2 separate regions of the Homo sapiens genome follow, and region 1 is linked to region 2. The links are chromatin loops, found by intact Hi-C in ENCODE. Cell type or tissue: A673. All regions are shown on one strand. Each heading gives the region's core, and the rest is flanking DNA. Links, peaks and the distances in the headings are about the cores only.

Region 1 (10,272 bases), core at 1,731-6,730, 54 kb after region 2:
AAGACTATGATCCAAAATATCACCTGTGAGACATGATTAGGAACTAACTCTTCCCTTTCACGGCCCTTCAAATAATTGTAAAAATAATTGTATATTTGCATGCATGCAACTGAATCAAAATCTCATAGGAATTCATAATAACAGGAACCACCCCCACCCCCACTATTGATTAAGTTCCTTTTACAGGCCAAATAGCACAAGAGGCCCATTAAATGGCGTATTTCAGAAGTTCATGGAACTACCTTTTTCCTTGAGTGCACCAACGGAGGAACACTTCAGTCAGCCTCTCAACCTTAGTTCCCTCCTTTATAAACAGGCTGATTGGCCTAAATCACAGTAAGTGACAAAGCCAGAATTCAAACACTTTTTCCAGCTTCAAAGCCTTGCTCTTACACAACCCCAGCAGAATAAAACCTCCCTGAGACAATAATCTATGTTGATACTGAAACCGTTTATTCTTATAATTAAAACTAAAACGTAAGTTATCCTGGATTACAGGGATAATACTACCCATTAGTAAGGAAATATGGAATTTGGGATATGAAACCTTACAAAATAAGTTTACCATACTAAACTGGCAGACCAATGGAAGACAATCTTTTCCAACTTTAAGACCAAGAAATCTGAGTAAGGCCCAATGTTGTATAATGTGCAACCAAATTAAAGATAAAAGGCTGATTCAACAAATTTAAGCTTTAATATCTATAAAAGATATGTTTGATTCCCAGTGGTAATAATCCATTAAGAAACTGGCATTTTAGGGATTGATACAGTTAGGATGTTTTGGCCCCTCCAAATTTCACATTGAAATATGATACCCAATGTGAGAGATGGGGCCTGGTGGGAGGTTTTTGCGTCATGGGTGGATCCCTCAAGAATAGCTTGGTGCCTTCCCCACAGTAATGAGTTCATGTGAGATCTGCTTGTTAAAGAGAGTCTGGGACCTCCCTCCTCCCTCTCTTCCTCCCTCTTCTGTCATATGACGTGCCTGCTCCCCATCCACCTTCTACCATGATTAAAAGCATCCTGAGGCCTCCCCAAAAGCCAAGCAGATGCTGGTGCCATGCTTCTTGTACAGCCTGCAGAAACGTGCACCAAATAAACCTCTTTTCTTTATAAATTACCCAGTCTCAGGTATTCCTTTAGAGGAATGCAAAACAGACTAATACAGGGATAAAAAGGCTCTCTTAAATATTAAAAGATTTTTTAAAATCAATTCGTATAATAATGGGGGGAGGAGGGTAAAGTATGATTTTTTTAAAAAAATATTTTTCCATCTTGTACCAGAAGTATAGTGTGATACAACAATCACGAAATAAACCTGAAGCACATCATCGTTAATCACCAAGGAATGGAGTTTGATACAGACCTCCCTCTGTGCCAGCTTCTGTTTGTCAGTTTGTTTGACTTTGGGACTATTTGCTAGGAGGTGGCGAAGTTTCACATAACTCTTCCACAGTTTTTGGTACCTAAGGAAAAGGACAGGCAAACATCTCAGGTAAAGAGGAGGTAAACCTAAAATGCAACAAAACCAGTTATTTTAAGAGGCCTCTTCAAATCATACATTACATTCTTTTGATTATTCTTAATGGCAGAAAGCCATCATTCTAAGGAAGGCTATGACTTTGAGGCTGAGAGTCAGGATGGACAAGAGTCAACTGGAACCTGGTGATTAAGTTGATTATTGCTTATTTCAGTTGGAAATGAGGTGTGACTATATGAATGAATCTCTGGAAAGAATTCCAAAGACACAAAAACACCTCAACCAAAGGAATCATCCTGTTTCTCACTGTTACCTCTTGAAAATAACAGATTTTATTTAAATATACACTTTCTGATATTTGTTGAAAGAAAGACCCCTTCCTTAGGGAGACTGTCAGTTGCTGAACTACTTATACCAAATATAAGTTGAAGAGTATTAGAATAGAGAACCCCATTTGTGCCAAAACCCAAGCTACATAGCTGTATCCATTTGTCCACTGGAGAGGATAAAAGACTAATGGTGTATACCAATTTGTATTTACCATGACAATATAAGCATATTTGTTGCAGCCAAATAAGTGATAACCTAGACCAGTCTAAAGGATACTGTCAAAGCGTCCTGGAAATGAAGCGAATATGCAGTCCTTTATCAATTCACAGTCCTGCCATCTGAGAGTCCACGAGAGCCTCATCACATTCTACTAACATTTTTCTGACAAGAAGGGATTTTCCAAAGATTTTCTGTCACATTAAAACTGTTCCTTTCTTGGCCTTAGCTGGGCCTCTCCTTTTTTGAAAACTTTTTTTTTTTTTTTTAAGAGAATGGAGGAAAGAAAGAAGTACTTACACAGTGCCTGGTTCACTGCTTCATACTTTTATCCAAAGGGGGAAAAAAAAGAACAAAACCCTTTAGCCTCTTCTAATATATGTCAGCCAGAACTGTATTTATGAATTGAAAATCTCCCATGCCCTTTTCTCCCACTATGAATCCTTTTTAAAAAAAAAAAAAAAATAAGTCAGGAAGCTGTTTGTGTGTTTAGCAAGGTAGGAAATCCAAACAGTCCCGAAGAATCTAATGGTACTATCTCCATTCCCACACATCCTAAATCTTCTCCCAGAAAACACTAACATGCCAGTTGGAAAAATCAAAACGTGGAAAGTTACATCAATCCTAAGAGTCAGAAGTCACGGCTCCTACTTCCAACACAACCTTGACTTTGCATGTGATCTTGAACTCTTAAGATGCCCCCAAAAAGAGAACTCTGCATAAATTCGGCAGTGCTAGGAACCAATATGTGCTACTTTCCTCTAGAGGGCACTGAAAAAATAAAAAATAATAATTATTATTATAAGGATGAATAAAGAAAAAGTTCCTTAAAGTTTAAAAACATACAAGGACTTATGTTGACCAAGTTTGCCAAAAATATTCTATTGAATAATAGTTTCTTGCACTCAAATATGTACAGAAAATAATTCTTCAGGAGCTACCACAATTGTTTCATTTGGGTAATCTAAATTGGAAGTATGGCTCATTTCAGGTCTTAATTTTTAAAAAGGAAACATCCACTAAAGGGTATTTCTCTGCTAATTTGGCTGTTAGTAGAAGGTGAAATTGGCTAAGACAAACACTGAGAAATATCTTACTGTGGGTCTCCTGCATAACTCAACTGTGCAGGGCGTATCCCAAAGTGGACGATAATCGGAAAAGTAATCACATCGGGGTTGAACTGTTCACGATCCAGTTGATCGATACGGACAGAGCTTGGTTTCTAGAGAGAAAAATCAAAGCCATTTATTCCCATAAGAAGTCTTTATGTATTGACTTTAACCTAAGTAGGGAAGGAATAAATCGGACTTTTTTCCAGGAAAGCCTTGTCCCCAAAGGGAAAAGGTCATTTAAAACCCTTTAATTACAGCAGCTATACTATCTAAAAACTATAATGTCATCCTTGTAAATGAGCCTATGCCATTTGGCATAATGAACAATGATTTTGTCCTTTTTTGCAGTCCACATAGAAACCTTTAAAAATTAAACTTTTAAAAGGACACCTAGTCAGATATAACTTTTCCTTAACCTCTCTGAAGGCACAGGGGAAGGATTCCACATCACAGGCAGAGCCTCTTCTGCTTTAATTTCACATTTCAGAATGCACAGATGCCTCTATTTAAGTTTTTTCCCTCACTTGTTCTCAGTGGATCTTATGTATTCCTTTAATTCTACATCTTTAAGTTAGAAAGTATAGTGGTGCAAAGGCCAAATAGTTAAGCTTCTTTTATTATGTCCATGTAGGACATTTGTGTATTTTAACAGAGAGCCTCATATTTTTTTCTTCATGTCTAATAAAGGAAGAAGTGAATGGCTCATTCCTTCTGGATCATTTGTGAAATGGCTTTCATCTTGAAAGCTTAAATTTATGAAAAGATGGTAAAATCACAGAGAACAGGTTTCAGCAACCTCCTTCCTTATAATCACCTCTCAGGACAGTCTCAATTAGAGATTCAGTTTTCACTAGCACACTGTAGAGTCTGCGGCTCAGTTGCTTTGGAGGCTAAGGCTGTTAAAACTGATTCACACAGAGGCCAATAATCTTCATTCTGTCCCACAACAATGCCCAACAATTAGAGTCTGGTTGGCTGCCTGGTTTCCCTGGGACAGAGGAATTTCAATGCTAAAACCAGGAAATCTCTCAGCAACTGGGACAAACTGGTCACTCTACCTACAACTGTGATACCAGCCAGCCATCTGACAAATATTCAATGAGGTGACAAAAGGGATAAACTTGGGTGAATTCACCCACATTACTTAAAACACTCAAACCTTTGGGAGGCCAAGGCGGGTGGATCACGAGGTCAGGAGTTCGAGACCAGCCTGGCCAACATAGTGAAACCCCATCTCTACTAAAAATACAAAAATTAGCCGGGCGTGGTGGCGCACACCTGTAGTCCCAGCTACTCAGGGGGCTGAGGCAGGAGAATCACTTGAACCCGGGAGGCGGAGGTTGTAGTGAGCTGAGATCGCACCACTGTGCTCCAGCCTGGGCAACAGAGTGAGACTCTGTCTCAAAAAACAAAACAAAACAAAAAAAAAACCCCTCAAACTTTTTAAGTGTCATTTAACAAACAAAATGTCACTAGCTTCTTGAAAAGTTGGTCTCTGCTCTCAAAATTTGAAAATGGAAAATATTTTGTTCACATGTAATCCATTATAAAATTATTTAAATGCCCATCAACAGTAGCAACGTGCTATTTAAGGTCAAAGAATTACTTTCATTATTTTGTACAACAAAACAGCAGGATACATTTTTAGAATGCGAACTGTGGAATAGAATGCTATTGAATTATTCATGTTTCTGTGATTTTAAACACCATGCCATGGTACCAACACAGGAAACAGTGATTTAAAATATCTATAGTATCTCTAAATTTATGGCAGGGGTTGAGGGAGCAGGAAATGAAATATATTCTAGACTTTGGCTACACCCTATAACATTTATTATGCCATCTTTGTTTAAGAATAAAAAATGACAAAAGTCACTAATGACAAAAGTATTCCTTGGAAGATTAATTCTTTTAAGTTCTGCAGCAATATAGTATTTAAAGTGACCATAATGGCTTGAAATTTTTAATAAATTTCCCAATATTCTTGCCATTTTGCAATCTTTCAAAGCAAGTCCTACAGAGGATGAAATGTAGTGTGGTGTCTACCTTGTCGTATGAGTAACTTGCACACTTCTCAGTAGGATGTTTTCATAATACTGAATTCTCAAGATTTTTTTCCTCCTTTAAGCATATCTTCAGATAAACAGTATAAAAGAATTAACTTCAACACATTCCTAAGCCTGACACTGAAACTTCCAATAAAAATCTTTCATACTGACTAGGTCTGACTTCATGTTGTTAATACTGGCTTTACAGCATCTCAAGGATGCACAGTTAATCATGCCAATAATTTCTACAATTTCTCAATTCCTCAGAGATCTTACTGTTTAGGAAGCACCCCTGGCAAGCCTATCCCAGTGATAGCTCCTAAAATGAGAGGCTTTCCTGATGCATCCATTGGCTCAACCATTCATCAAAGACTCCTTTCATATGTTAGTGGTCTTTGGGTTTTCACCTGGGCAAGCATCATACATTAGTTTGGTGCAAAAATAGTTGCGGTATGGCAGACCCCCGCAACTACTTTTGTGCCAGCCTAACATATAACTTCACTAGCACCTGGCTCATATAGTAGTCCCTTGACAAATTAGTTGAATGATGATCATGGTGATCATAAACTTCATCTATGCCACTGGCTCAAAAACAAGCAGTGAGAAAATCAAACGTTTGAGGATTTTTTTTTAACTACAGAAAACTGGGCCTCACTGCCTGGAGTATATAAGGTAGCTATATCCTTAAGCCAGGGTATCCTTAAGTTTTTTTTTAAACTCTCCAGCTGATTCTAGATTTCAGGAAAACGTAACTATACCATGGAAGGAAGTCCAGGGTGAACGTGCTCCCCCCGTGTCTACCACAGAACATGGAACTCTCCAAGTGGAACCACCCAGCTGAAACTGGACATCTGCCACCACCACCGCCCCATCCTCTGACTCAGCATGAAAAGTGACAGAGGGAATATCAATATATGCAACTGTTTTAAGAATAAAAATAGAATTCACAGTCTTACTCTGAGAGTGTTATTACTTACATATTTCTTTTAAAGTTACTTTAATAATTATGTGGCTTAACAGTATAACAGTAAAAATTATACGATTTTCTGGTTTTAAACATGTTTTATGTTTAAACATATTTTTATTAAACAATTTTACTTTCTGGATTTGTTTAAAAGAATCCATACTAGCCAGAATGTTTTATTTGCAAATAGCAACATTTTGTTTGTGCAGATGTTACTGTCATGCTACAAAAAGTAGATCCAGAGTTTTTAGTTTATGAATCAAAGCTATTAAGCAATTGGCAGCTTTTTGGAAAACAACAGCTTTGTTAAGTAGATTATTCCATTTATTTTCACGGAAATATTTTAATTCTTCATTTCTATAAAATTTTATCCTTATAAGATGCCAACATATAACTATTTTATGAAACAGTAACACTAATTTAGAAGAAAAAAATTGATATAAAGAAAATGTTATGTCTTTATATAAGAACTAGTTTTCTTTTAATTATATCCTTTTAATGTTTGCATTTTTTACTTCTAAAATTGAATATTAAAAGCTAATTTTAAAACAAAAAACTTAAGTAGCACCCAAAGAAATGTAAAATATTTATAATAATTATGGCGGAGGATCAATAAAAAAGAAGGCTACAAAAAAGATCAAAGGATATTAACAAGCAATTAACAAAAGAAAACATGAATGGGCAATAAACATTTAGAAATCAAAATAAATACAAAACTGAACTAAGACATTTCCCGCCCCCCAACTCTCATCAAATTCCCTTAGTATAACCAGCATGAAGATATGGTTGCTCTCATATGCTCCCAGAGTACAAATTTTACAGCCCTTCTGGAAAGCAATCTGCAACATGCGTCAAAAGCCTTAAAAATGTACCTATCTTCAGGTAGAATAAATTTACTAAATTAGGTGAATTTACGACCAAATATGCCTAAATTGTAATATTTTCTTATTTACTAAATATTTAAAGGAAAAATTATCCAAGGACAAGAGCAGTGACTACCTAAAACTTTTAAAATGTGCTGTTACTGTTTTCATGAAACATTCAGATCTGGAAAAGAAGGTCCTCCAGCCTCTGAATATACAGACACCAGAACATACCGTCCCAGGGTTGGTAACAATCATGCCTTTGCATTCTTCTGCATATTTCTGCCACTCCAGCTCCTCCCACTGAAGCATATTGGCAATCTCCTCCTCAGGCACCAGGGCTTTGCTGCACCTTAACAAGTACAGGAGAATCTGGTGCATGGACAGCACTTCCTTTCCTCCATCTTGGGTGGGAATGGGAGTGGAGAGAAGGGGAAAAATAAGGCTACTCAACTTACAGCAAATCAACAACTGAATAAGGAAAAAAACAAGACAATGGAGGAAAAAGAGCACATACAAAAAGGTAATGTAAAATTTACACTGTTTAACCAGGTGCCAAATAATATGAAAGCCATTTGTTTCATTGATGAACAGTGCTCATAAACCATCTCATTTACTAAATTGGCAACAACAACATTATAAATGATAAAAGGCTCCATTTGTGAGGTATGAATATAAAAAAGGTGCCTATCTAAATAAATTTAAAGCCACCTAGCATAAATAACCATAGTTTATAATATACAGAACCATGTTAGGTCTTAAATATTTTATCATTCTTTCTGAGGTAACAGATGAAAGCTCTTTAGAAGTGATGTTACTGTCTTAAGGAAATTCTAAGCTTTTGTGAGATATTTATGGATGTCTTCAATAAGCTGTTGTTGCATTATGGTCTAATTTTTTGGTGCTAATGTGCTGCACCTGCCATGATGAACAGAGCTAAAGAGCCTGTGCTAATATCATGGAAGATCATTATGGAGTTAGTACATGGAAAAAAAACCAAGTGCTCTGAGGCCTACAGAAGCATATAGCACCAAGTACAGGGGATAAAAATAACAAAGGGCATCATTCAAGTACCTTGGAAAAAGCCAATTAATCTAGTATTTGATGAACTAAAGACATCCACTTCATTTGGGCATTAATGTGGGGTCCACAGGCTTCTGCCTTCTCTTTGGACTTAACTTCTGGACCAACATGGGCAACCATTTTATATCTCTTTTCTTTGCCTACACCCAACCAAACAAAGGACAAGAGCCCTGAAGAGGACAATCATTACCCTCTCCCAGGTTATGAGATAGGCTATGAACAGTAGTACAGGACCAAACACTTCAGGGAGAAAGAAAGGGACAAAGAGCACAAGATGGCAGCAATGGGATGGCACAAAAGAGAGTGTCCTCCTTGGTCAGAGGAATTAGTGGCACCCAGTTTGAGTCTGGTGCACTAAACAAGTTTAATGTGAATTGCTGTGGGCTAAGAACTTAAACAAGACTGCATGTCTGAGAGAAAAGAGAGAAAATATCAACATTTCTGTGTGAGCTGTGTTCCTCCATCTGAGATGTTACTCTGGAACTAGACCACATTGCTGTTCTACAGCCAATATATATGTAGGCATGCATTCACTCATTCATCCAAATATTCATTCATTCAACAAATATTTATTGAGTGCCTTTTATGTAACAGCCACCGTTCTAGGCCCTGAGAACACAGCAATGATGGAAACAGCCAAAGCCTTGCCTTCCTGAAGCTTCTACTGCAGTAGAAAGAGACAATATAAAAGAGCTACATAAAAGATCAGGTTGAGGTGAGTGCTACAAAGAAGAATCAAACAGGACAAGGAACTAGAGTTGTATCTAAAAGGATGGATAAGAAAGGAATCTTCTAAGAGGTTTCACGTAGGCAAAACTTGAAAGGAGCAAGGGAGGCTACCATGCAGCAGTCTGGAAGAGGAGAAGAAAGAGCAAATGCCCTAAGGTGGAGTGGAACTGTTGTGCCTAGGAACTGCAAAGAGGCCACTGTGGATGGTGTGAAGTCAGAAGAATGTGAGAGAGGCAGCAGGGAAGTCAGATCTTACAAAGCTTTACCGCTCATTAAGAGCTCTGGAGTTGACTCTGAGATGGGAGCATGTTTTTCACCATATGTGCCATGCACTGTGAGTGGTCCCATGTCAGTATCACTAGGGAAAAAAATGCCACAAGCTCTAGGCGCTCAGGAAGCACATAGGCTAATAATGATTGATCACAATGGTTCCTAAATGAATCTTTGTAGATAACACTCAGAAAATAAAGTTCTTTTAATCAAAGTTCTAAAGACACTGTGCTTCTAAAAAATAATAATGATTGTCCAAGAAGTGACAAAGTCACAAAATACATCAACCCACATTAAGATATGTTATATCTACTAATTCGTAGCAGTGACTTTTTTTTATGCCTCATTACAAAGCAACTGCCTTAAATGCAAAAGTCATCAGTAATAAGCTAACTTCCATAGTGTTATGGACTCAATGTTTGTGTTCCCCCAAATTTCATATATTAAAGTCCTTTTTTTTTCTTTTTTCTTTTTGATTCAGGGTCTCTGTCATCCAGGCTGGAGTGCAGTGATGCCATCACGGCTCATCGCAGCCTCAACCTCCTGGGCTCAGGCAATCCTCCCATCTCAGCATCCCAAGTAGCTGGGACTACAGGCTTGTGCCACCAGGCCTGGCTACTTTTTTAATTTTTTTGTAGAGACAGGGTCTAATTATGTTGCCCAGGCTGTTCTCCAATTCCTGGGATCAAATGGCCCTCCCACCTTAGCCTCCCAAAGTGCTGGGATTACAGTGTGAGCCACGGCACCCAGCCATATATTAAAATCTTAACCCCCAGTATGATGATATTAGGAGGTGGGGCCTTCAGAGGTAATAAGGTCATGAAGGTAGAGCCCTCATAAATGGGATTAGTGCCCTTACAAGAAACATGAAAGAGCTTGCTTCCTCTCTCTTTTATCCACCAGGTGAGGATATAAGAAGATGGCTGGCTGTGAAACAGTAAGAGGACCTTCATCAACAACCCAACCACGATGATGCCCTGATCTCAGACTACCAGCCTCCAGGACTGTGAGAAATAAGTGTTTGTTGTCTAAGCCACCAATCTATAATGTTTTTGTTAGTACAGTTCAATCGAAGACACATAGCTAGGGGCATATTTCTCCAAGTCAGTCTCAAAACACATTTCCACCTGGGCATGGTGGCTCACGCCTGTAATCCCAGCACTTTGAGGGGCCA
Region 2 (10,272 bases), core at 1,773-6,772:
TTCACCAAAGAGCTTCGCAACAACTGCCCAAAAGGAATGGCGGTACATTGAGAACACATTTCACTTTTGACCTCTCTTATTCCTGGGTTGGACCCAACTAGCCTGAGAGGCTGTCACTGACAGGGACACCAAAATAAGTGAGGTCTATGGCCTCAACCATCACCCAGATGACAGTGATATGCTCCATGCCCATTTACCTTCTCCTTAATAACGTACTCCACTCTACTATCCTGGATTTTTACCTTACTGACATAAATGGCTCATTTACTTCTTTAGGAGCATTGGGGCAGGGCTGTGGTGGGGGAGGGGGGATGTATAATAAGATTTAAGGTCATAGTTTCTAATAAGTTTAATGCTACAAAATAAGGAAGCATTAAGAGTGTTAAAATCAATTTTATTAAAGTGTAACTTACATTCAATAAAATGCACCCATTTTCAGTGCACAGTTAGATGAGTTTTGAAAAACATGTACATTTTTATCACTCCAAACAAATTCCCAGCATCTCCATGCAGTGAATCCTTCCCAACCCCTGACCAGGCAAACGGCCTGCTTTTTGTCACTGTACATTAATTTTAAAGGATTTTTTTTTAAGTCTAAAATAAGCTTCAAGTTTCACGGCACTGATGCTAATTTTGATATTATAGGACTTAAGTGAGGTTTAAGTAAATACTATGAAAAGATTTAAATTATTTATTTACATTTTTATTTTATTATTATTTTAAAGATTTATGGTATCTAGCTTGAGTCTCAGTTTTTCATACTGATATCCTTTTTTTTGAGACAGGCTCTTGCTCTGTTGCCTAGGCTGGAGTGCAGTGGTGCACCATCTTGGCTCACTGCAACCTCCACCTTCTGGACTCAAGCTATCCTCCCACCTCAGCCTCCCGAGTAGCTGTGACTATAGGCACCTGCCAACATGCCCAGCTAATTTTTGTATTTTTTGTAGAGACAGGGTTTCACCATGTTGCCTAGGCTGGTCTCGAACTCCAGAGCTCAAGTGATCCACCCACCTTGACCTTTCAAAGTGTTGGGATTACAGGCGTGAGCCACTGCGCCCAGCCCATACTGGTATCCTTTGTCTCTAATCAAATTAAAATATAATTTTCATATTTCAACTTTAGGAATTCAAAACAAAAATTTCTACTAGGAATTTCATCAGACAGCTAAGAGTCCTCCAAGAATTTCCAACTAGTAACACTATACACTGCATGAAAATTATGCAACGAATCCATTATAGAAGTGTCCATAAAACAAGTATGGTTTAGGCATTAACACTCATTAACCACTCACTAGGGAAGAGGAGAGGAGGACAGCCGGGAGCAAGGAGGTACATACAAAGATGGGAACTCACCAAACAAAAATGGAACATAATCATCCCTGATCTCTAAGATTTGGGAGAGTAATGCATCTACAACTACAACTTTTCTTAGAATACATATAACAAATTCTCGGTCTATTAAAAAACTTCCTGCTAAGAAACATTCCTGAAAACAGGGACGAGGAACAGGAAGCAGCTGTGAGTTGTGCTGGTATTCCACTCCCTGCTGTTCCATGTTGCACTTTCTTTATTAGATGCAAGTTTTATGCTCTGTGGCTCCATGGTGTCAACAGAGCTTATGAAAATCAAGATTTATTCTTAGTGTCTGATAGTGAATCCTTGACAATAGATAAATAAGAAACAATATGTTCTTAATTTGTCTGACAATGATTCATGAAGCAAAAATATAACTTGATCTTCATAAGCCATGCTTGCTGTTGAATTTCAGGCTATGATTCTTTGCCTGTCTCTGCTTTCTTTCCTCCTCCTGTCTCCCCCTTAGTCCCATCTTTTCTTCAATATAGAGTTTCACTAAAATTAACATCCATAGAGGAGCTCAAAATTACAAGGCTAGCATATAACATTAATATAAGACCCAACCAATAAAGAGCCCACTAGCCTAATATCTTGTAATTATGGAATAATTGAGCTGAAAGTGATATATCTTTTTTGGTTTGGATTTCATATGGGGACGGGGAGCTTTCCTAAAGTAGAGGCTGTGGGGGAATAGGATGGCTACTATGGGAACAAGGCTATGCTGAATAAGTTGGGTCCTCTCCGAATATATGCTTTCGGTATGGGAAGAAAACTCTTTAAGCCGTGTATATGGAATGTTCATGCCTCAGATACAACAAGCCCAACGCACACATGAGCACACACAAATGATGATACCTCACTGGCGGCCAGGCCCCACCTGCCACCTTCCAGTGTCAGGGCCCCTCACTCAGTGCTATACAGTAATGCTGTCTGACGGTGAAGGAGGAAAGCAGTGAGGATGGAATCAGAAGTGCTTCCAGTTTTATTTCAGACAAGCCCTGACAGGTCTTAAAGCAGAAGGGTGGCCAATAATAAGTGAGATCTGTAAGTTCTTGCCAAAAACCCAGAGCCTGAACCAAAAATCAGTGGGGGAGAAGGAAGCTACACATCATCCATATTCTCATCGTCAGTTTAAATTTAGAAAATGAGTTGAAAAGAGAGAAGACCTTGCTCTTTACCTAGACAAGAAAGTCTGAATGGCAGTTCTCTAAATGACAACTTTCATCCTTGTCCTTTGCTGAACTCTACTTCATAATGAATCATGTTATTTGCCAAAGAACATGACCCAGGGGTATCAGCAAGAAAGAAAACCTGAGGTTATGGCAGTTCAGTGCACCAGTGGGTGCAGACCAATTACATGCCAGGCCCCGTGCTGACAGCTGAAGATCCTGAGAGGAGCAACGTGCTGCTGCTGCCCTCAGGAACTGACACCCTCCTCAGAAGCCACGTGCAGACCGGCTGTTGCAATGCACTGTGGTGGCTGCAGTGCCAGCACAGAGACTGCAGATACATGCAGGTGCTCCTCTAGACCTCAGCTTTCCAGGGAGGCCTCCTGGAGGAGGGCTGACATTTGAGTAAAAGCATTTCAGGGCCTCATTTACCTGGCTGTAACACCAGAATCATAAGGTGCTTCTGAAAAGCTGGTGCCCAGGCTTCTTTCAAGAACCAACGAATCAACATTTCTAGAGATCTAACTTTTGAAAAGATTGATGTAGGTGGATTCTGATGAACACAGAATCAGAAGTGAAAAAGACTGAGTCAGCCAGTGAGAGAAGGGTGGGAAAGGGTTTCCAAGGAAGAGAGAGCAGCTATGGCAAATGCAAGGGGCCATTACACAGCAAGGTGACCACTGGGTGGACCTGGAGGGGAAATCAGAGCCAAGGGAGGAGAGCTGATGCAGTGAGGCTGGCAGGTGATGTGAAGAAGACTGCACTTTCCTGTAGGGGAAGGGGAATCCCAAAAGATATCAAATGGGGGCAGTTGTGAGGTAATTTTTTTTTTATTTTAGAAAGATTGTTTTGGCGGAAGGATTTAAATGACATCAAGACATGAAGTTGAAAAGCCTGTAGATGGTGATGTTATAAATTACTATTTTACAAAGGGGAAATATCTATTTATATATTTTAGTGGAAATCTAGAAAATAAACATTAAGCACCCAATTGAGCAGAAGACAGTTATCAGACTATTTTGCAAACAATGCCTCGTGTTAGAGATAGCAAAAAGCAAAAGATTTAGCACCAAGTTACCTGGGTTCAAATTGTGGCTCTGGCACTTCCTAGTTAAGTGAACCTGTCTAAGTTATTAAATATCTCTGAGCCTCAGTTTCCTCATCTATAAAATGGAGAATGTAGTACCTAGCTCTCACGATTGTTTTGAGAATTAGAGTGGATGACATATAATCTAACTACAATGACTGGCATATGATAAACACAACAGAAATGTTAGCTGTTGCTGTGTTATTCACAACAGCATCATCATAATTCGACAAAATATGTTTGCTCTTCAGTTATGGGAAAAGGTTCTAGAAAATTCTAAGAATTCCTCTGAATTTGTTTTCAATGTAAAATGTTTTGGATACCCGTCCTGTCCACTCACTGTCCTCAAAATTCCCCATTTTACCAGGTGCTAACCTGTCATCAACAACTTTAAAAAAAATACTTCCAAAAAGACAAAGTTTAATTTGAAATCACCAGAAATGACTAAGAAGACTATAATTAAAGCTCTCTGTAAACCTGAGGAAAGGACTGCTGAATTCCTGGTGCAATGTCAGAGACCAATGTAAATATCCCAGATCTCAAACTCTGGTATTGAGAATCCAGGATGTTTTCTATTATGCCAGCATAGCAGTCTTTCATCATTACTTTAAACTTTCATAAGAAAAAGATTTATTCGTTTAAATAAAACATACATATTGACAATCTTCCTTCAAGTTCCCAATTTCACTCTTGAATCTGAAGGGAAAAACCACAGCTGGGGGATGAGCTACCAAAGAGGGACACCTAGTGTAAATTAAGCAGACTGTGATTTATTATTTTGAGGGCTTAATATAAGAACACGGGGTGAAAGCAGAATATACTATTGAAAGTGACAATAATATGCCACACAGCTCTATTATAACAAGAGTGGTCGCCAGATGGTCTCCATTTCCTGTGATAACTAAAGAAAAGGTACATAAATGCTAGCAGGCAAATACAGGTCAGATACAAAGAGCCAAATTATGTCAGTGACAGAAATCCTCATACAGGAGGCTGTGTAATCTATCTTCTCAACGAGATCTTTTAGATAAAATACCTGTTTGTCTGAATGATTTATGCTCAGTGCTGTGTGGAAGCATCAGGGCAGGATTAGATCACTGGTTCTTGAGCTTTTTATCTGTAATCCTTGCTCTCTTTCCCATTATCCCAAATCATTAAAAACAAACAAAAACTGTAGGTTCATCACCGCTATAGTGCATGCCACCATTGGGTACAGTGCCTTGAACACAGCAGGCACGGAGATTAGCAACTATTTTTAGCAAAGAGTAAAGGCTAAGAAAGAAGAATGATACAGAGGAGAAAACTCCTATGGCTTAAGATTTCCAAGGGTTACATTACAGGCATCCTGGCCTGTGTAAACACTTAATTTGAGGTGTTCTCACAATTTATACCTTGACCCTACTGCATACACCAACCTAAAAACTAAAAACTTCAGCATATGAAACAGAACTTCCCTCTATAGCCCAATGCAAACTCGGTTATCCTAGAACAATTGGATAAGCCTAACACTCCTTCCCGAGTAGGCCTTTTGAATAGCCAACTTACAGAACAGAATGTTTTTCCCCATCAGCATTCAAAACTTGAAAGCCATATTACATTTGCTCAATTGTCCTTATTCCCTTTAAGTGTGCAAGGGAATGGCTCAAAGCTAATTAATGCCTCCCAATGTGAATTACTGTAGCTGTGTGCTCTTTAATCACAATAATGAATCATTTGCCATCCCCCAACCAATGCAACTGCAATAAGTAATCCTCTCCAAATTTTAAATTAATTTTAATCCTTAGACACTCATAAGTAAGCCTTCCGCTTCTTCCCTTATATATAAAGCAACAGTCCACTTCCCTCCAGTGCCACTGCCTCTTCCCTCTTGACTTAGCTGACTGCACAGTTGTCACTCTTCTATTTATTTAGCAAAGATATACTGAGGGCCTATCATATGCCAGGCACTGCTGAGCATACAGTGATGAACAAAAACATGCTCTCAAAGAACTTCTAGTCCATTGGGGTAGGCAAACTGAGGTAAAGGCCAGGAAGGAAAACAACACAGAATTTTGATGCGGGGGCGGGATGGGTAAGGGTGGTCAGGGAAAGTTTCCCGCATCCAGAAGTCACACCAGAAAGGACATCTAAAGGAAGAGTAGAAGATACCAGGCACATAAAAGTAAGGGCTAGAACAGAACAGCTTCCAGGGAGAGGAAGAGCATACACAAAGGCCTGCTGGCAGGAGGAGGCCTGGAGAAATGCAAATAGCAGCTCAGTGCAGAGGTGCAGAGTGAGAACAAGAGCCTGTGGTACGAGGCTGGGCAGGCGGGCAAGGCCAGACCACCCAGGGCTTTGCCTGTTCTTTAGAAACTATCTGAAGAGCAACTGTAGAGAGTTAAGCTGGGATAGGATGATCATTCAGTCAAAGCATACTTGCTGAGCACTGATATGCCAGGTACTTCCCAGGGACCAAGGAATCAGGAATGGAGAAAACAAACAAAAACCCTGGCCTTCATGGAGTTTACACTCTGATTGGAGAAGACAGATAGTAAACAAGTACATTACATACTATATGCTAAGGAGGAGAAAGGCATGAGAGGTTCCAGGCTGAGGAGGTGTGCTAGGGACAAGGGGAAGTGGTTGCCTATTTATTCAGGGTAGGTTAAGGAAGGCCTTATTGATAAGATGACATCTGAACAGAGACCTGAAGGAGGTGAGCGATTTGGCCGTATAGATTACCAGGAGAACAATACTGCAGCCAGATAAAATGCACTGCAAAGGCCCTGAGGCAAGGGCTTGCTTAGTGTCCTGCAGGAACTGGCATACAGGCCAATGTGAAGAGTCTTATGAAAAACAGAGACAGGGAGCCAGTTCATATAAGGTGACTGTAACAACATTGTCTTTTACTCTTGAGATGGGAAGGTTTGGGAGGTTTTGTGCAGAAGAGGAATGTAATCCGGCTTCTCTTTAAAAATGATCCCTCTAGATGTGCTGAAAATTGACTGGGGCGCGGGGTATGAATCACTTGGGAGGTTATAGCTAATAATCTGGACTGCAGTGGCTCAGACCGGGTGATAACCATAAAAGTGGTCAGAATCTACACAGAACTTAAACAAATGTACAAGAAAAAGGAAAGGGAAAAGGCCAAAGACACAAATTAGGAAGTAGTGTAAAGATGTATTCAAAGCCATGAGACAGAATGAGATCACTTACGGAGCAGAAGTTGACAGAGAGGAGGTCTGACGACTGAGAACTGGGCCACTCCAATGTTAAGAGGTGGAGAGAGGAAGAGAAACAACCAAATGGGACTGAAGATGAATGGCTGGTGTCGTCACAGTGTAGTCACTGTAGATGAAAGGCCAGCGTAGATTTGTTGTGAAGAGACTCCTTTGACTACAGCATGTAAAATGGATTGGGCAGGGGCATGAGTTGACATAGGAAGACCAGGGTAGGAAGCTGCAAAAATGACTTCACAAAGGCCTGAGATCTGGGCCTCTTGAAGGATTTCTGCCTGAGAGGCTGTCCATCTCTCAGAGTTCAAAAATGCCCGTAAGAACAGCAAAGGCAGGCTTTTCAAATATTAGGATACATCCAGGAGACACCTGGGGACTCCAGCAGCCCACTCCTCTCACGGGAAGATGCTGCATTGCCTTATGTTTTGCATGAACACAACCTTCAGATTCCTATCCTTTGCAATTTAATAAACATCACTTCTTTCAACTGGGTCTCTATCAATCACACTGTAACTCTATGTGTGTGTGGTGTGTGTGTGTGTGTGTGTGTCACAGAGAGAGAGAGAGAGAGGGAGACAGAGAGAGAGAGACACAGAGAGAGAGAGAGACAGAGAGAGGAGAGTCTTGCTCTGTTGCCCAGCCTGGAGTGCAGTGGTGCAACCACAGCTCCTGGGCTCAAGCGATCCTCCCACTTCAGCCTCCCAAGTAACTGGGGCTACAAATGCATGCCACTCTACCAAGCTAGTTTTTTATTTTATTGTAGAGATGGAGTCTCATTATGTTGCACAGGCTGGTCTTAAACTCCTGGGCTCAAGCAATCCTCCCAGGTTGGCCTCCCAAAGTGCTGGGATTACAGGCATGAACCACCATACCTGGCCCTTGTAACGTATCAATAGTTATGCAGAAATTAAACTGCAGTGGTCCAGGTGAGTAAGGCAGCTAGGGAGGATGTGGGTGACAGAAAAAAGCTCATAAGGAAGAGGATAAATTCAAGAAATACTTGAGGAATAACACTGTCAGGGCTTGTGAATGGACTGGGATACAGAAAAGGGAGATAGAGAGAGGCATTCAAGATGTCTCCTAGGTTTCTGACATGCAACACTGAATGGGTGGTGCTGCCATTCAATTACTCAGGGAATACTGGACGAGGACCCAGGCAGGAGACTACAAATTCAGTCTTACACATGTTGAGATGTTGAGAAGGCAGCTAGGGCTGGAACTCAGAAGGGAGACAGGACTGAAGAGATCAGTTTAGAAGTCATCTGCCGGTAAGATGAAACTGATGACACACATTGAAAAGACTGGTAGGAGAGACTCTATTAAAAAGAGAACATGGCCTAAGAGTGAGCATTTTAGACATGGACTGTTTATTAGCTGTGAGACTAAGATGTGTCTGCAAAGTAGGCTGAGAAAGAGTAGCTAAAGAGGTAAGAGGAAACCCAGGAAAGTGCACCGTGACAGAAGCCAACAAAGCTTGTGTTTCAAGAAGGAGGAGGGAGCAGCCATGTTAATGCTAATGGGAGTTGGTATCTGTTAGAATCTGCATTTAGCTTATTCTTTGTCTTTGTCTTGCCCGCAGATCTGCTGGTCCTGCTAATTTCTACCAAAGCGTTCTGTGAATATAATTCAAAAAGCCTTCACATAATTTTATCATTTGTCAACATCACTGTAATAAGCTAGTCAAAAACTTTCTAATATTAAGACAGCAGGGCTGTTAAATACATTTTGGATAAAACTACACTTCTGGCATTGAAGTGACTTTGGAAAGAACACAGAACTAGAGTCTCTCATCTAGTCCTAGTTTTACCTTTCTCTAGATCATGGACAGGACTCATGCCTTTCTGAGTTTTGGTTTCCGTACTGTTCAATGCTGGGGGTGGGGGAGTGGGGTGGGAGGGAAAATGTACACGGTGAGCAGGTGGGAAACAATAAACTTCCCATCTCTATAAGATCCTAGCGTTCACAATTAATTTTGTAGGAATACCAGGGGAAATGTGTGTATTTAAAGCAAACATTTTCAAAAGTGGCCTCTATAGGGCCCTAAGATGAATTACTATTTCAAACTATTTAGTTGGTTTGGCCATTTCTCGGGCCAACCAGATACTCTGACACGTATGAAGTGTCAGAGGATATTGAACATGCAATTTATTGTTTTTCTAATGAACAGTAAGATACTATAGTTCATTTCTCAAAAATGTTTATAGTTTATGAATTTAATATTAAGTCATGAAAAAGACACTTTCTTGTCCACCTAAAAACTGTTAACTTTAAATGGTAATCAAACTTAATATAAAAAAAGAGTACTGCTGATTCCTCAGCACTTATGATGGAACTCAAGAGATACTCATCGAGTGAGTGAATGCTAGGCTTAGAAATTCCACTGAAAAATGACATCTAAACAGCCAAGTCACCATATTCTCTCTAGTTCCAATATTTATGTCTCACATAAACTATTTCCAGGGCTCACTCACGGTTACAAAGATAAAATCCAATTCTATTCAAAGCAGAACACACATAAAAACTGTAGAGATGCAAAGTTTGAAAGACTTGTTATTTGCTTCAACATACTAAAGACAGACTGCACTAAGTATCTTGCAGTGTACCAGTATTTTTCTTTGCCCAATAAAGTATTTGCTTTCTCAATGTCCAGTCCTCAAGGGACTTCTCAAAGGTTACTCATTGTGCCTTAAGAGATCATCATGACCTCCTTCTGGATGTTTTGTTCACCATTTCAGGATATTATTGATTGGTTTCACAGAGTAAAAACAGTACGCAACAAATAAAAAAGCTCACAAAAGTTTTATAAAATGAAACCAAAATAAGAGGCATAGGGACCATTTCACTTTGTTTATAAATCAAACCTGTCTCTGTAACTCCCTTTCAACTCTGCCATGGTCTAACCAAACTAAGTCCCTACTGCCTCTCAGTCTTCTCATTTTTTTTATGCCATGCCTTTTCGTTCTGCAGTCCCAGTGTGTGTACTGCCCTTGCATAGACATTTCTTCCCACCAAATCCCAATGGCTAAATCCTAACTATCTTTAAAGGCTCAAACATCATTATACCCATGAAGCCTTCTTTGAACTCCACAGATAGAAGAAACCTCGTATTTTCCTAAACTGCACAAGTACAGCAATTTACCTAGGCTTCTTTATAATATTTAACATGTTCTACCTTGCATTTAGTTATAGTAACTTAAGCTTTCTATAGTGTGTATCTACATGTATAAACTCATGATATATATACAGTGTTTATTTTGTGGTTATTTATTTAAGCTTTAATCTCCTCTAATAATTTTTAAGCTCCTTGTAAACAGACTTGGTGTCAACTTATCTTTGTTCCTTCCATGAGGCCTAGCTCAATATTTTGCACAGAGTAGGCAGTCAGTAAATAAAGGAGTATAAAATGAGCTCTCATTGCATATGTGCTTTGTATACAATTTGCACAA

The links. Peaks named below come from ENCODE experiments on the same cell type or tissue, not always from the same donor. Only the 100,000 strongest peaks of a DNase experiment are listed, where the experiment ranks them.
Region 1: it touches region 2 in a loop (2.1-fold over the local background); 1 of 110 quality-filtered maps calls a loop at or near these places.

Annotation. Positions count from the first base shown.
Region 1 is chr5:31,464,813-31,475,084 of GRCh38, forward strand. It overlaps DROSHA (drosha ribonuclease III), which reads right to left. Exons shown (of 36, transcript NM_001382508.1): 17 at 7,251-7,420; 18 at 3,127-3,251; 19 at 1,370-1,469. Among named protein-coding and RNA genes, the nearest start is that of DROSHA, 62 kb to the right of the region's middle. RefSeq lists an enhancer at 2,736-2,905. In A673, for the core only: no CTCF peak of the experiment used is centred there; DNase peaks (open chromatin) are centred at 4,849, 5,339 and 6,009; H3K27ac peaks cover 2,343 bases.
Region 2 is chr5:31,410,865-31,421,136 of GRCh38, forward strand. DROSHA (drosha ribonuclease III) reads right to left here. Exons shown (of 36, transcript NM_001382508.1): 31 at 1-23. Among named protein-coding and RNA genes, the nearest start is that of DROSHA, 120 kb to the right of the region's middle. In A673, for the core only: a CTCF peak has its summit at 4,324; no DNase peak of the experiment used is centred there; H3K27ac peaks cover 1,348 bases.